Linked DNA regions of Homo sapiens: region 1 is linked to region 2. Evidence: read pairs that join two places in POLR2A ChIA-PET (ENCODE). Cell type or tissue: MCF 10A. All regions are shown on one strand.

What was found. ChIA-PET counts read pairs that join two places held together with the same protein. Peaks named below come from ENCODE experiments on the same cell type or tissue, not always from the same donor. Only the 100,000 strongest peaks of a DNase experiment are listed, where the experiment ranks them.
Region 1: POLR2A ChIA-PET joins it to region 2 with 7 read pairs; 2 of 35 experiments call an interaction of 5 or more read pairs at or near these places.

Annotation. Positions count from the first base shown.
Region 1 is chr5:112,254,844-112,259,843 of GRCh38, reverse strand. EPB41L4A (erythrocyte membrane protein band 4.1 like 4A) reads left to right here. Exons shown (of 23, transcript NM_022140.5): 9 at 552-615. LOC101927023 (a long non-coding RNA gene) reads right to left here. Exons shown (of 4, transcript NR_110559.1): 4 at 2,535-2,981. Among named protein-coding and RNA genes, the nearest start is that of SNORA13, 96 kb to the right of the region's middle. In MCF 10A, no CTCF peak of the experiment used is centred here; no DNase peak of the experiment used is centred here.
Region 2 is chr5:112,336,318-112,341,317 of GRCh38, reverse strand. The region is part of intron 1 of EPB41L4A (erythrocyte membrane protein band 4.1 like 4A); the gene reads left to right. Among named protein-coding and RNA genes, the nearest start is that of EPB41L4A, 80 kb to the left of the region's middle. RefSeq lists a silencer at 2,060-2,260. In MCF 10A, no CTCF peak of the experiment used is centred here; DNase peaks (open chromatin) are centred at 2,177 and 2,527.

The DNA.
Region 1 (5,000 bases), 81 kb after region 2:
TGGGACTCCTGTGTCAGTGAAAGAGTTGGGGAAAAGAAAACAGGTATATTTCCAGTGGGTGATAAATAAATGAGTGAAATTGGGTGTGAGTTTTCTCCTGTTGCACCTCAGCATATGTTTTCTCTGTAAATTTCAGACACTGTGATTCTAGACTCTCTTTTCCCTGGGAGCTGTGTGTAGTAGGATTTCTCACCCATTTCAGTATGTGCTGGTGGGCTGTGGATCCAGGACTATTCTGACTTTTAGCTCCAAATGGGGATGAGTTGGAGAGATTGGGAAGCCCATGGCTCTGCACTGTGTTTGGGAAGGCAGCACTGCCACAATCTAGGGATTCTAAGGTCATTGTGCATTTAGTGGAGAAGCATAGGACAATGAGAATGGAGTTTTCATTAGAGTGTATGGGGAAATCTCTCTGTCGCTGTATGTACTGGGTATGGAGCAGTATATAAAGGAGCCAGTATTCACCAGTCTTTTTCCACTGGATACTTCCCTGATTTTCTGAAAGGTTAATACTTAAAAACAGCAGCAACACCATCTGCTTTGTTTTTTAGGCCTCGGATTACAAAGGTTCACTTCAAGGAGACTCAATTTGAACTCAGAGTACTGGGAAAAGATGTAAGTTTCCAAGCCCTTAGCTTAAATTAGAAGAGGGGTGTCTTGTGTGTTCATTTGTAGCTTAAAAGACATTGTGAAGAAATGTTTTCTTCAGCTGCTTCCACATGGAACCAGGTTAATTAACTCACATGCACAACTTCTCAAGGAAGGAAAGGGAAGTGAATAGAAATGAGTGAGAGGGTAATGGAGAAATGGGCATTTTAGATTTAGCAAAGGAAAGCAAAACCTTTCTAAGGCAGAGGAGAGAATAGGAGGTGATCATTGTTGTTAGTGCAATTTGCTTTCCAGTACTCTCTGTGAGGGTAGAAGGTAGGAGTTATAATCAGAAGGGTATAGCCTGCATTCAGGACTGCCAAAATGCATTCTAATTTTGCTCTAATGTAAATTAAACAACCTTTTGGGAGTCTTACTTCTGCTCTTTTCCTCATTGAGTGTGATAGACAAACCAGATGGAAATTCTGGATGCTTTCAAGGGAGAATGTAAAAATGCCGGCCTTTGCTTTGCAACTTGGCAATGTCCTCTGGGAGTATTTGGGTAATGGGCACAGAACTTGTCAGTGCCTGGATGTGCTTTCATGCCTTGATGTGTGTCTTTGAGAAAAATGGTCGAAAGAAGGCAAGGATGTGAAAGCTTCCTTTTGATCTACCTGTGAAAATAATGCTTCATTGAAGTGCTACTAGTGTAAACCACATATTATGGGATACATGAGTGAAAATAAGATGTTTAATCCATATTTATGGGATACATGAGTGAAAACACGATATAGGAGAATCTACTCTTCTGTCTTTTTGATACTAACTTTGTGCAGAACAAAAACTAAGTGGAGTTGAATTGATTTTCTTGATTAAAGAAAAGTAAATTGGTGCTTATGCATGCACACACTGAGACACAGGAATAGGAGAGCTGCAGCTACATTTGGGGTATGGTATTTGGCAGAGTGCCTCACATGTAGTAGGTACTTCATAAGTATCTGTTGAATGATCAATGAGCTGATGCACTGAGACACTGTGTGCTGCCACATCAGAAAACCTGATGCTACTCTTTGTTCTCCTAATAGGAAAAAAACATTATCTCATCCTGAACTATATGGCATGCTGCCATTTACTGATACAATTAAAACTGGATTTTGAAATGAGTTTTAACAACTTGTAAGGAAGGGGAATTCCAGATTTTTAAAGAAATGATAGTACAGAAGCCATATAGTTGTTCTTATGGTTTAGTTTGGAGGAAATCCAATGTGTTCTTCAGCTCCTGATTAGACATCTCAATTTTAAAAGATGTGCATTATAATATAAGACTGAATTAAAATCATGCAAAAAGTAGAGTAGCTAATTAGGAGGGTTTTGTAGTTTCTCCCTATGTTGCCATTAGGTTCACATGAATAATAATTCATCTAAATAATAATAATGCAAGGAGTAAGATCTGTTAGATATATTTGAAAGTAATGTTTCAAGTTTTTTTAGCAGAATATGATAATCAAAAGACTTATGGAAGCATTACTATTATTCAGAGTATTCTTTCCTTATAAGTTATTTTTGTGAGTGAGGTCCTCTGGTGAATGACTTTCATGTTATTATTACAGTGCCTTAAAATATATGTCTACTACTGTCTCAGGATAAATATTTGGCAAAGTCCCAGCTAAGCTGAACTTTCATCTTCTTGGACTTCATGATTAGGCAAAAACAACAGCAACAAAATTGATATCATCATGTTATTTTTCAAATGACAGTCTCCATCGAATGACCCTGTTTCCTGTGTACTCGGCTTAGGTGTCTCCCACCCCCACCTCATTCCTTCCTCAGCTTTGAGATGAAATGGATGTCTGGGGAGGCCCAAGGCACTGCACACTTCTAGGTCATTAAGCTCAATGTCAGTGATCTTTAAGAAGGTGACAAAGCAGGTCATATAACTCAGAGGCTTGAATTAAAGGTTTTTTTTTATTGCTGTTAAGTATCACATTCATTTAGTCAAAGCATTCTGTTTCCTAAGTATTCTTGCTTGTGGTCTTTTCTCTTTCTCCACCAGGGTACCTCTCTGTGAGGCAGTGATTTACATAATGGTTGAATTAGGTTGATTATTATGGAGGCCTAACTGTACTCACAAATTGAATTTAAAAGCCCCTTAAAACCCATCACTTGGAACAGTAATCACATTCAGCATGAAGAATGGTTGAAATGCTTATTCTGCTGGTTTGCTGGTCTGGTCAGAAAGACTTAGTATGGTCATTGCATTTAGGCCAAATTCAGAGATGCTTTCATGCATTAAACTTCCAAATAAGTACTGTTGTTTACATAATTTTTTACAAAAAACTAAACTTTTAGTATAAAGATCGTACATGTTCACTGTAGAAAATCCAGAAAATACCCTGCAAAGAAGAAAATTAAAATTATTCATTATCCTAAAACTCAGAGGTCATGAATATTAATATTTTGATACAGTTGCTTCTAGATTTCACCCTATCAGTGTGAATGTATATATATTTATACATACATGTAGATTATCCCCTATGTGGTTTTGTACATGCTTTTGTATTTTATATTGTATCATAAGAATTTTCCCTTTTTTGCTAATTTTATTCATAGGTTCCTGCATGGTGTTTGATAAGTTTTCTTTTTATGTGTTTTACTTTTTTTCTTGCTATTGTGGATGCAATCTTTTCTTTCTATTATCTCTTCTAACTGGTTTTTGATAGGAGAATTGAAAGCTGTGGAATTTTATTTATCTCATATCTAGTCGTTTTGCCGAATTCTTGTATTCCAGCTGAGTTCTTAATTTGATTCTCATAAATTTTTATAGGTATATCACTTGCAAATGAAAATAATTTATTCCTTCAATCCTACTGTGTAAATTTCACATTTGTAGTATTAGTCCGAACTTCTAGAAGAGTACTAAGTGTTATAGCAGTATAAGGCATCCTTGATTGGCTTTCTGTTTTAATGAAAATATCACTACTGTTTTATCACTATGTGTTAGTTCTTGGTTTTAGGAATACGTGTTTTTTACTAGGTGCTGAAATTTTTTAAAGTTTATTATCAGATGGTTGATTTTCACTGAATACCTTGAGAACTAAGGCTGTTACTTGTTTACTCATTCAACAACTTAAGCTTATTTCAAAATCCAGGCAAGAGATGATAGTGTCTCTATCTCAGTGGATCAGGGTGACAACAAAGTGCGGAGAAGCTGTTGGATTATGGATTTTACCACCAGGGTTTCCTGAATGTGGGCAGATATGAGAGAGAGGAGTCCTGGTCACTTAAACGAGTTTGGCCTGAGAAGCAGGAGGTATAAGTATAGAGCTATCATCAGGTGAGGTGGGGAAGGCTATGGATAGAGCAGACTTGAGGAGGAAGATCAGGAGTCCCGTTTTGAACATGTTGAATTTGAGATGTCCTTTAGACATCTAAGGGGAGATATTAAATAAGAAGTGAGCTATGTGAGCCTGGAGTTTAGTACCAACGTCTGAGCAGAATATATAAATTTGAATATATAAAATTGGCATCTGCTACTTTTTGAAGCCACGAGACTACCTGAAATCACTAGGAGAATGAGTATAAATGAGAAAAGAAGAGAGAGAACCAGCAAAGGAGGCTGAAAAGAATCATCCAGTGAGATAGAAGGAACAGTAATTATGCTGAATGCCAAGTAAAAGTCATGTATTAAGCATGTGTCAGATGATGCTGATATGTCATACAGGGTAAAGGCTGAGAATGGGCCACTGAATTTAGGAATGTAGGAGATCATTGACAAGGTGAGTTTCAGTAGATTGGAAGAGTGAGCTTCAACCCAGCAGTTCCCCTGTTAAGTATGTGTACCCTAGAGAGGTGTTCTGTGCAGCACTTACGTAAAAGTCAGAAAAAGAAATTAACCCAGAATTCCATTAACGGGGGAATGAACAAATAAATTGATGCATATTCATTAAGAAAAACCCATAAGAGAGGTAACAGGAAGATAAGAATTGGAGATTTGGAGATGGTGAGTGTGGACAACTCTTTGGAGGAGTTTTGGCACAAGGGAAATAAACAGAAATATAGCTGGCAGGTACTGTGCCAGCATCAACATATGAGGAGGGTGACTTTCAGGATGACACCCACCGTGAAAGACTGCAGAATTTCATCAACTGATGAGATCCAAAGCTGGGAGTTTTAGGGGGAAGGAAAGAGAACGGTCTGAAAGCAGCAATGTGGAGCAGGAAGGATCCTTCCCACTTTTAGGTTCAGAGATGGAAGAACAGTGGAGACAGAAGACACAGCCATCCCTCGAGGGCTACAGTGGAAACAGGGTCTTCAGAGAGAGCCAGGGGTCTCCTAGTGCAGCAAGGTGAAGGACATATGAGAGAACAGACTGAGGAGTGAGGGGGTTTGCTGATGAGAGGTCATGAATTCCG
Region 2 (5,000 bases):
TTTTAGGAAGGTTAAGGCATTATAATCAAACACAGTTATATGTGGGATTTTTGGAAGTTGATAAGCATTCATTCAACAATTTAATTAAAATTTGAGTGTCCTGCATACCAGGCTCAGGGGACAGAGCAATGAACTGAAAAGTCCCTGTTCCCATGAAGCTTTCATTCTCATGGGAAGGAGACCAATTAAACAGTGAAAACATTAATATACAATAAACGTAAAGAAAAACAAAGTAGGTGATGGGGATAGGAGAGATGGCGTGTGGGGAGGATTGCTATTATGGAGTGGTGCTTGCAGAGGACCTTCCAGAGAAGGTAACATTTGAGCAGAAATCTGAATGAAGTAAGGGACTAAGCCATGTGGCTGTTTGATAGAGGGAAAGAAAAATCCCTGCATTGTGAACAGTAGGTGGAAAGGTCGAAGGGTATATGTAAATGGATACTTATGTATGAAATATATTTATGTTTACAATAGGGCTGAGTGAATGTTTTGGGCTTGCTGTCGAAATTGAATCTCTATCCAGGGAGTAGACATAGGAGCAACAATATACGTCCTTTTTAAATGGATCATTTATAAACAAAATTCATATCACCGAAAGAAAATTGGCAGAAACGTACATGTAGTTACATCAGAACTAGCGAATATAAAAGGTAAAAATAATACCTTAATATGCTATTATACATCCATTTAAAAATTGATGTTCTACAGAGCAGGGATCTGTTTTTATTGCTATTTAGTCTTTATATGAGAACTAGAAAATATTTCCTTATTGAAGGAAGTAATCTAAGTAAGACTTCCCACCCTTCTCAAACTGTTGGCCAGAGAGGCAGATAAGAAGTGTGATAAAAGCCAAAGCAGGGGTCATGGTTAAATGCTACAGCAGTGGTTCCCAAAATGTGTTCTCTGGACCTGCAGCATCAGCATCCTCTGGGATCTTGTTAAACGTGCATTTTGGGGCCCCACTCCAGATCAGCTGAATTAGGAGCTCCGGGGGTGGAGCCTAGCAGTCTGTTTCAACAAGGCCATCGGTTGACTCTGATGCATCCTAAAGTTTTAAGAACCACTGTGCTACAGAGAGGTCAAGTTGGATAAGAGCCAGAAATCTTCACTGGGGTTCCTAATTGGGTAGATCTTCCTTTCCTTCCGTCACTCCCTCAATCTTTTGCAGACTTGACTCTGACCTTAACACTTTGTTGAAAGGGCGGGGTCGATGGGCTCTCCTCCGTGACTTTTCTCATGCTGCTGTGAGCATTGGATATGAGGGAACCACATGGGGCCCTAATCGGGAGTTCTGGTTCTCTGTTCCAACTTTCTCTTATTAACCAACTGGGTGACATGACGTGAGTGATTAACTAGTCTAGGCCCTGGTTTTCTCATCTGTGAGCCCAGAGAGTGATATTTATTAATAATTAAAAGGTCTCTTCCATGAGGTCTGAAGTTATTATTTGCTTAAATATTTATGCATTTGAAATTTATAAGCTTGGCCAAGCGTGGTGGCTCACGCCTATAATCCTAGTACTTTGGGAGGCGAAGGCAGGTGGATTACTTGAGGTCAGGAGTTGGAGACCAGCCTGGCCAACATGGTGAAACCGCCTCTCTACTAAAAATACAAAAACATTAACTGGGCATGGTGACGTGTGCCTGTAATCCCAGGTACTCAGGAGGCTGAGGCGGGGGAATCGCTTGAACCCAGGAGGTAGAGGTTGCAGTGAGCCGATATCAGGCCACTGTACTCCAGCCTGGGCAACAGAATGAGACTCTGTCTAAAAAAAAAATATATATATATATAGATATATATCTATATATCTATATATATATATAGATATATATATATATATATATAGATATATATATATCTATAGCTATATATCTCCTTGTTTAAATATATTTATTTGTTACTGTATTGTTAGCTACTTAGATTTATGTGTGTTATTTGTGGTTACCAAAACTTTGACTCTCCACTGTATACTTCAGTCCTATAATAATGGAGCCAGTTTATTTATGGGGGCAGTGCTGTCAGGCCTTGACTGACCTTGTCAAGGAGCCTGACACTGTTATTTTAAACCCATCAGTGGTGTGATAGCCAGCCCTGATTCACAGCTTGTGTTTATGGTTTGATGATTAGAATCTCATCCTTTGGCCAAGGAACACAGCCACATTTGAAAAGCTCCTATTGTGCAATTCCTGCTCTCTTCGCTGGCACCTAAACCCAGTCGCCAGGCCTGTTGATTTTTCCCTCCAGTATCTCTTGCATTCATATGCTCTTCTCCCTTCATTCTCCCCCACCCTGTCACTTTCTTTTATTTACAAATGTTCTCTGAGTGCCTACTGCATGCTAGGTAAGGCGCCAAAATGGTCTGGAGATAAAGTGTGAGCACAGCAGGAGACAGAGGGAGATAGCCATTCTTGAGCAGTAGTTGGCAAACCTTTGCTGTAAATGATTAGGCAATAAATATTTTGAGCTTTGTGGGCCATTAGGTCTCTGTTGCACCTCTTGGACTCTGCCACAGACAATGTGTAAAACAATAGTGGACGTGTGTTCTAATAAATGCTTAGGCAGTGACTCAGATTTGGCCCATGTGTTGTAGTTTTCCAACCCTGTTCTAGAGGGTGAGGGAGGCCGTTAACAAATACACAATGTGTGTATGTGTTTGTCAAGTTATAACTGCTACGAAGAGAATGGAAAGCTAGGTATCTTTTTGTGTGTGGTGGCGGGGGGTGTTCTTTTTTATATACGCTGGTAGAGGAAGCCTCCCCCATCTCCAGACAGTGGGGGAAACAAATCATAGGATACCTGATGGTTTGAAGGGCCTTCCTGGTGAGGGAGCACAGGTGCAGCGACCTGGTATGACCATGTATTGGGCTTGTTCAGGTTAACAGCAGGGAGCCAGCCATGCTGGAGAGAGCCGGAGCAGGTGGGCAGGCAGTCTGAGACAGTGCCGAGAGAAGAGTTGGTAGGGGGGTCACCAGCAGACAGGGAGAAAGGGCTCCCCACAAAGAAAGTAGCTTCTTTGAAGGTTTGAAGGGGTCTGAGAAGCTGATCTGCTATGGGAAGGTAGCAGTTTAGTTTGGCTAGAGAGCAGATGAGATGGGATACTCAGGGGTGTGAGAAGACTGAGATTAGTAAAGTCAGCTTCAAATGTCATGCCAGAGGAATTTCACTGTATTCATGGGCATATTTTTTAAGGCAAGGAACACTGCTTGTGTTTTAGAAAAGGTGACACATGGCATTTTGGAGGGTAAGAGGCAGGGATGTGGATGGGAAGAAGGTTGAAGGCCTGACCTGAACCTAAGGGGATGGAGGCAAGGCGAGCGATTTAGGAGATATCTCACCCTCAGACAAATGGGGTCCTCTTTTGTCTTTCCATGTGCCCAGTGCCTTCTTGCAGTCATTGGTACCTTTGTTTCTGCTGTTCTGTCCTCCAGGGATGCCCGCTCCTGACTTTCACTTCCAAGGAATGGCCCAAAGGCTTCCATCTGTGAGAAGCCTGCCCTGACCACTCATATTAGAAGAGTTCACTTTCTCCTCTCAATTTTCCTAGCACCTTTTCCCCAGTACTTTTTTTACAATATGGGTCAGATAGGGCTTTTGTTTAGATGCCCTTATCACTTCTTATGTATTGTAACACTCTTGAGGGCAGGAGATGCTTTATTGAAATTAGGATCCTTGTATATGGTGTAGCAGGGAATATGAACTCGGGGGTTATGCTGTCCTCCCACTTACTGTGTGACCTTAGGTCAATCACTTTGCTTCTCTGAGCCTCCGTCCTTTTGTCTATGAAAGGAGACAGGAGTTTCACCAGTCTGTGGGGATCTTGTGATGACTGAGATACTGCATGGAAACAGTTCAAACAGAGCCTGAACATCTTAAGTGTTCAATAAATGTTAGCAATTATTAGTAGCATTACTGATAAAACAGTGCTTAACACGGTGGTTGATATATGGTAGATACCCAGCAAACGTTTGACATAGGGGATGTGGTACCGGATTTTATAGTAGATTGTGTTAGACCAGACTGAATTGTGGCAAAGCTGACTATAACAGATGGGTTTGGGCTTTGTAATGATCAAATTATGGAATTTCAGAGAAACTTATATGTAGCTAGATATCTCATTAATTACAGAGGAAAAGCTGATAAAATTTCATTTATATATGGTTGAAGAGCCCCAGTACACATGCATTATCAGTATTAATGATGAAATATTGCATCTTACAAAACCTTCACGTGACAGGCTCAAAAGGTAAACACTGAGGGGTAATGATTAATGTCCACAATGCATATTGTTTCTATACAGACAGGTAGCTGTTGTTGTTTGGGTTCTCAATGGCACTGTGAAATAACTACAGACAGGTTGTATTTGTTGTCTTATGAGCAAGGTATATGAACAGACTGTAAAAGGGAAGTCTCTAATGAAAAGATGCTTTTGCTCTTGAGAGATCAGAAATTGTTTTTAGACATGGCCTTGAGAAAGTTGAAAGACATGTAATTGACCCCAAATACCTCTAGGACATTTGTCAATTCTGAAAGCTATCACCTACTCATTATTTCTGCAGCTAAAAATCTTCTCTTTCTAGCTTTCTGACCTTGTATCTCAGTGGCACAGCCACCAAGCCTTTGGATGTTGTCATCATCTCCTTTCTGTACTTTTGCCTCTCACACCCTGACTAACTTTTTGGTTTTGCATTTTGGATCCACTCAGTGGTAAGCCCTAATTACAGGGCCCCACCCAATCACAAGGGGACCAGGAAAGTGCTCTTGTACCACTGGAAGTATTTGGCGAACAGCTCTAATGACCACCACAGTATAATGTGTACAGGGTAAAGAATCACCCCACTTTGAAGCCTTTTAAAGGGGTTGGCGGGATGAGGAAATCTGCCTTCTGGAACACAGGAAAGAATAATGCCACAGGCCTCCTATTTCATACTCTGGAATTGAACTCCCGCCCCCAACCAGTGACATGCAGAGGAAAGCGCCTTACTCCACCTAACTCTGAACAGCC